Regions from separate parts of the Homo sapiens genome. Here region 1 is linked to region 2. Evidence: chromatin contacts called from ENCODE Hi-C or POLR2A ChIA-PET data. All regions are on one chromosome and are shown on one strand. The core of a region is the stretch at or near the end of the contact, and the rest is flanking DNA. Distances in the headings are between cores, read along the strand shown.

Evidence for each region. Hi-C counts contacts between places; a loop is a spot of excess contacts on that map. ChIA-PET counts read pairs that join two places held with the same protein, here RNA polymerase II (POLR2A). Pooled maps may share reads with other maps.
Region 1: a pooled map shows a loop between it and region 2 (5-fold over the local background). The contact joins two enhancer-like sites. A Hi-C loop is called at or near these places in 2 of 37 single-sample maps with no recorded cell type and 3 of 50 pooled maps. POLR2A ChIA-PET finds 5 or more read pairs at or near these places in 1 of 52 experiments (B cell).

What each region holds. Positions count from the first base shown.
Region 1 is chr12:22,686,343-22,689,613 of GRCh38, forward strand. It overlaps ETNK1 (ethanolamine kinase 1), which reads left to right. Exons shown (of 8, transcript NM_018638.5): 8 at 1-3,271. Among named protein-coding and RNA genes, the nearest start is that of LINC02955, 12 kb to the right of the region's middle. Within about 2 kb of position 1,534, at least 2 of the 41 ENCODE cell types and tissues checked have a DNase peak (open chromatin) inside an H3K27ac peak, as active enhancers do.
Region 2 is chr12:22,407,405-22,410,667 of GRCh38, forward strand. No RefSeq gene overlaps it. Among named protein-coding and RNA genes, the nearest start is that of ST8SIA1, 74 kb to the left of the region's middle. RefSeq lists a silencer at 2,405-2,484. Within about 2 kb of position 1,892, at least 5 of the 41 ENCODE cell types and tissues checked have a DNase peak (open chromatin) inside an H3K27ac peak, as active enhancers do.

The sequences.
Region 1 (3,271 bases), core at 284-2,783, 280 kb after region 2:
CTTTGCACTTCGGTCACATAAGTGCCCATGTACAAAGTTGGCTTACTGGATCTGCATATTCAAAATATGCAACTACAAATTTATCCTCTGAGAAATCTTCTGAGGAGTCTAATGTATTCCAAATGACTTAATATTCTCAGACAAATGCTTTAAAATACTTGGATTATCTCAAGATTTTTGAAGCTAATAAAGTAAATAGAAACACAGGCCATTTTAAATGGTAAATTCTAGTTACATAAATATAATCTTAAAGTATGTTTGTATCTGTAACAGTGTTAGACCAGATTTGGTTTCTACCTCCCCAATGTTATAAATGTTCACTTTTGTTTTTATAAACCATATTACTGTAAGATCAATAGAACTTTGCCTAGTTAAGTGAATGGAACCAATTAAACAACTAGTAGCTTTTTATAATGTTAGTGTGAACTTGAAAAATTGTTTTTGGTGGAATTTTTGTCTGTGGTTAGAACATTTTCATAAAACAGATAAAGAATGTGTAATACTCTTAATTTTTTTTTTTTTTTTTTTTTTTTTTTTGCTTTCTGCCTTCTAAAGTGCAACAGTATATATCTTGTAGAACTGTGGGAGGAGAGAAGATAATTTTTCTACCTTACTCCATATTCTTACTTCAAACTATTTTGAATAGAGGTTCACTGAGCCATTGCTGATAGACTGTGCATAGCTACTAGCTGTCACACTATTGTAGGTTTTTTGGAGAGATTCATAGGGAAGTGAATGTAACCAGGAATAAAGGCTCTCACTTTAGCTCTGGGACTATGCAGTGGATCTTGGGAACAAAATAAGATATCTAATCTATTTTCCCCATTCTGGCTAGATTTTGGTTGTTGTGATGCTCCTACTTCCTGTATAGGTTTTTGGGATCATGGTGCAGGCTAGTAATAGGATTCAGAATTGCTTCCCTTTTATATCGACCATGTAAGGGATTCTAAAGGAGGGTAAATCTCAAAGTGCTCTGAAATCATCCCTCTAAAATCTGTCCTGTGGTGTGCTAAGATGTCTGTTGCCTTTTTATGTTAAGCTAAGGAACTTGAATGCCTTACCTAATAACTCAACTAGTAGTAAGCTCATTTTGTAAATATGAAAATGGCTGTAAGAAGTGGCATTCATGTATATTCAATGTTAGTCAATAGACCATAGTGGCCTGGATGCTTTAACAAGCCAAATTCCGCAATTTTTTTTCCTTTTTTCCCCTTCATACTTGTATGATCTCACCTGACCAGTGATTTCTTTTCCTCCTAACCCCATGCTACCACCATTTTCTGGAAATCAAAGAGATGTGGTAGTAAATCATACAGTACACACGATCATCTGAGATCAATATGAGCACAAAACTCATCAAGTAGGTCTGCCTGGAATGTATATAAAAAATGTAAATAAAAATTTGTAAATTAGTGTGAACTGTATCTTGCATATGAGACTGTGTATTGTTTTGCATTCTCTTCCCTTTTGTAGAAATTTTTCTGTAAGGAAATGATTCAGCTTGTTGGTTTTAGAGTAAAAATAGCCAACAGTTGTGGCTACACAGTGAGATCACAGGAACTGGAAATAGGGTTTGTCGGCTTTGGTTAATGTCAGTACTCATTTATTTAGCCTCTCAGTGCTTAATAAGACTTTTCTTTATTTTTTAGTTAGCCGTTAGGTTTTGTGAGGTTAGATTCCTGGAAGCAGTGAATTTATACACTGTTATATTAATAGAGCTCCGTTCTTTGAGTCATGATTCCAAGCTAAAGGAAATTAAAAATGTAATTTAATAATTTCCTATTTTTAGGGTTGTTAATTTTTTTCTACAAAAAAACCTTGAAATTTTAGATATCCCAATGTGAATCTAATTTCCATATATACAGAAATTAGACAAATAATAAGTCTTTAGTTCAACTTAAGCATATCTCAAATGACTTCTCTAAATTTAAAGTTGATCATGATAGGATCATAAAAGACAGAAAAGACTTAAGTAATCTTGTAATGACAATTATTTCCATTTTTGCTGAACTAAAAATATTTAACTTCATAAATATGTTACTACAGCTTCCAGATTTAAAGAAAAAAAGTTTCCCCCACTCTCAATTAAAAGTTAGAACCCTCCACTTTTAAAATTATACAAATATTTCTTTTTTACATTACACAGAAGCCTTCTGTACCATTTTACGAATTTCTGTCTTCATAATATAAGTGAAAATACTGTCATTTCAATTTTCTGCTTTAAATTGTTTTTAATAAGCATTCCAAAGTGATACAGACTTAAGCTTTTAATCAATCAGTCATTCAGTTGATAGACAAAGTTAGCGATGCTTTATGCTAGGAAACTTGTTGACAGTAACCTGTGCGACTTTATGCAGAAGACAAATGCTAGTAATTATTATGCACAGAGGAAAAATCATTTTAAGTATGTGGTAAAGCAGCTTCATCTTTCAAAATTGATTTGCTCTGGTTTTTCTTTAGTCCATTAGATTCCAGAATGTCCTTTTACTGGGAATTTAGTTATGTATTAAGATAACCTGTTTTCAGTTCTTTTTGAAAAGAAGACATTATTTATATTGAACCACCTTATTTTAAAATTTTTAACTTTTATATACCACTTGTGTGATTCCAGTGTCATGTCTTGGGTTTGATGTCGTTGGACAGAAAAGTGTATCAATTATTTTAAATGAATTTTTCCCCATGTTTGAGGCTTAGTCTGTAAATGTGTTGCTGTAACAGAAAATACTTGGGTATGCATTACTTGAATACTTGAAAACTGAAATTAATAAGATGTATTACATAATGAATTAGATTTCTCTGAACAGTTTTTACACTGAAAATCTTCATTTCTGGATTGCAGTTTGAAATGGAATGAAGACCTGAATTATTTGGGTAGAAAAAATTATGATAGTGCTTATAAGAACTGTAAACTGTTTTAAACTATTTTGTGTTTGACGCATCAAACTTCAAGTTTTTTGTAAGTTTCTCTCCTGAAATTTTCTTTCTCTTCTATACTTTATGCACTTACTATACTACTGATGTAATAAAAGAGCAGGGTTAAAAATATTGTATCTGTATTCATTGTGAATCCTGTAGCTTTTCTAGTTAACAAAAAATCGCTTTCTAAAATACTCTTAATCCCATTGTTTTGGTTAACATCTTACCCATTTGTTGTATTTCAAATGCCATTAATCATTTTAGTACAACACCTATGTTTATAAAAATTTGAAAACATTACATATTGTATTTAAAACTAATTAGTGAAGAGTAAGAAAAAAACTAGCCAACAGAA
Region 2 (3,263 bases), core at 642-3,141:
CTCTTTCTGTAAAAAGTTCTTGTAAACATATGACATAAAAGAAGAATGTGTTATGACTTTTGGAAACCAGGGTTGGATTAATTCTACGCACTCGTCTGTCAAGATTCTTACGGCAAAACAGAAGTAGCATTCTTTAAAGAAACAGTCCTAATAAGACTTAATTAGGAAAACTGAAAGTATTTTAGGGTACTATGTACTCATACAAAGAAGTAATAGTAATAACCAACACTTACATAGCACTTAATATGTGGCAGTCACTGTCATATATGGCTAGTATACTTTATACTTATAAAGTGCTACAGGTTGAGCATCCCTAATCTGAAAATCCAAAATCCAAAATGCTCTAAAATCTGAAACTTTCTGAAAACTGACATGACACCACAAGTGAAAAATTCTACACCTGACTTCATGTAATGGGTCAAAACAAAATTGTGTTTTGACCGGGCATGGTAGTTCACACCTGTAATCCCAGCACTTTGGGAGGCTGAGGTGGGTGGATTGCTCGAGCTCAGGAGCTTGAGACCAGTCTGGGCAACATGGCAAAATCCTGTCTCTACCAAAAACGCAAAAAAATCAGTGAGGCATGGTGGCGCATGCCTGTAGTCCCAAACTGAGGAGGCTAAGGTGAGAGGATCGCTGGAGCTGGGGAAGTTGAGGCTGCAGTGAGCCATGATCGCACCACTGCAACTCCAGCCTGGGTGGCAGAGTGAGACCCTGTCTCAAAAACAAAGAATAAAAATAAAAATAAAAAAATAAAACTTTGTTTTTGTGCACAAAATTATTTTTAAATATTTTATAAAATTATCTTCAGGCTGTACATATAAGGTGTATATGAAACATACATGAATTTTATGTTTAGACTTGGGTTCCATCCCCAAAATATCTCTTAATGTATATGCAAATATCTCAAAATCCAAAAATAATCCCAAATCTGAAACACATCTGGTCCCAAGCATTTCAGGTAAGGGATAGTCACCGTGTACTATAATTGTCCCGTTTTACAAATGAGGAAATTTAGTCACAGAGATACTGTGATGGGTATTTATGAGTTTTATAAGTCAACTAAGCTAGGCTATAGTACCTAGCTATTCAATCAAATGCCAGTCTAGGTGTTCCTAAGAAGGTATTTTGTAGATGTGCTTAAACATCTGTAATCAGTTGACATTAAGAAAATCATTCTCCGTAATGTGAGTGGACCTTATCCAATCAGTTGAGATTTTCCTGAGGAAGAAGACATTTTGCCTGTGGGTTGCATTACAGGCCTGCCAGGCTGTCCTACAGATTTTGGACTACACACACGTCCTACCTTTCTGTTTCTCTGCTACAACCTTGACCTCTAGAGACATTAAGTATCTTGGAAGTAGCTTGTTCCCAGGCACACTGCCAGTAAGTGGTAGAACCAGTACAAGGACCTGAGCAGGCTGGGCCTTGAACCAAAGACTTACCCCACCACCACCACACTACCCCTCCTATGAATTCCAGTCATTAGCAGTCTAATTAAAAATTCAAGACGTGGCCCTGTGGGAAAAAGCAAAGAGAAAGAAAAACAAAACACACATGAATGCAAATAAGTCCAGTATAAAAGAGTTCACTGTGTGTAGGGATATGCAGAATATGGAGAATAGCACCAGTCCTTACAGAATATATTTTTGAGTTCTGTTAAGAAGTCAAAATGAAGAATTTGTATTTGCTTGGAAGAAAAGGAAAAGAGCATCTCCAGAGGAGTGCATGACACAGGCAAAAGCCCAAAGCAAATTCTGTAGAATCTGGCTATGGCAACCCGCCAGAATGAAAGTTAATGAGCAAAAAGCATGAAATCTGTATTAGTTCCCAATAGCTGCATAGCCGACTGAGGGCTGGAATCAGCTGAAATTCACTCTCTCACGTCTGACAGCAAGGCTGCTGTGTGCTGAGACCGTCGCTGGGGCTGACAGCCGCTTTATGTGTTCTCTTCACATAAGCCAGCTTGAGCTTCTTGAAAACATGATGGATAGCTTTCCAAGGTGAGTGTGGAGAGAGAGAGAGAGAGAGAAACTGACTCTATTATCTACTAGGACCTAGCCTCAGAAGTTGTGCAACATTTCTTTCCTTTATTTTCTGTTCTATTTTCAATTTCAAGTGGAAGTGCCCTATTCCACTTCTTGGTAGGCAAAGGTGACGTTCTTGAAAACTATGTGGGGCTGAAAATATCGTGTTGTCAATTTTGGAAAAAACAGTCTGCCGCACAATAAATCATGGGAGATTAGTCTGTTGTGAGCTAGGCCAGTATCTCCTTTAAACGCTTGTTGATAGAGACTTGGTGGGGAGATGGATGTATCACCCTCCAGCTGCTCACAGTTCCGTCACACTCTGCAAACAGTGATCTGGGCTTTGAAACCAAACCGTTGCATTTCACACCTAAACCTCAGAGATATGTGAAATGAGTATAGACACTGTCTGTGTTTTGTTATATCACAAGTTGGGGAGAGAATGCTCAGAGCTGAGTGAGCGAGCTCAGCCTGGGTGGCCAATACTCCGCTTGTGGCATTTGCTGGAATTAGAGCTAGGACGAGGCAGGTAAGGTCGTTTTCATTCAACCTAGAAAATGACTTTGGTTCAAAGCAGTAGCATGAACAGAATCTGAATGCACATGTTGACTATTCTTTCTGTCGGTGGCACATTAGCCCGGAGTTTCTGCTCTCCTAAGGTGGTGCCATGATGGAAAGTGCTATCACTACCCTGGCTCAAATGAGGCTTAGAAAGACAAGAAACTGGCTGGGCGCGGTGGCTCACGCCTGTAATCACAGCACTTTGGGAGGCCGAGGCGGGCAGATCACGAGGTCAGGAGATCCGAGACCACCCTGGCTAACACGGTGAAACCCCGTCTCTACTAAAAATACAAAAAATTAGCGAGGCGTGGTGGCGGGTGCCTGTAGTCCCATCTACTCGGGAGGCTGAGGCAGGAGAATGTCGTGAATCTGGGAGGCCGAGCTTGCAGTGAGCCGAGATCGCGCCACTGCACTCCAGCCTGGGCGACAGAGCGACACTCTGGATCAAAAAAAAAAAAAAAAAAAAAAAGACAAGAAACTTTTCGGTCTAAGGACATATCATTTTGCTCTGATTTGGAGCTGTTGTCTATCATTCACAGTTTCCCCTAAATGCGGCTTCTATGCTTTAACGCTAATTGAATCTTGGCTAGCTGAGTCATTCCATTTTGCATCTGTATACTTGTATTACCTTGCTTCTAGAAAGACTGTGGTGAAATACTCACTTGGAGTCTGACT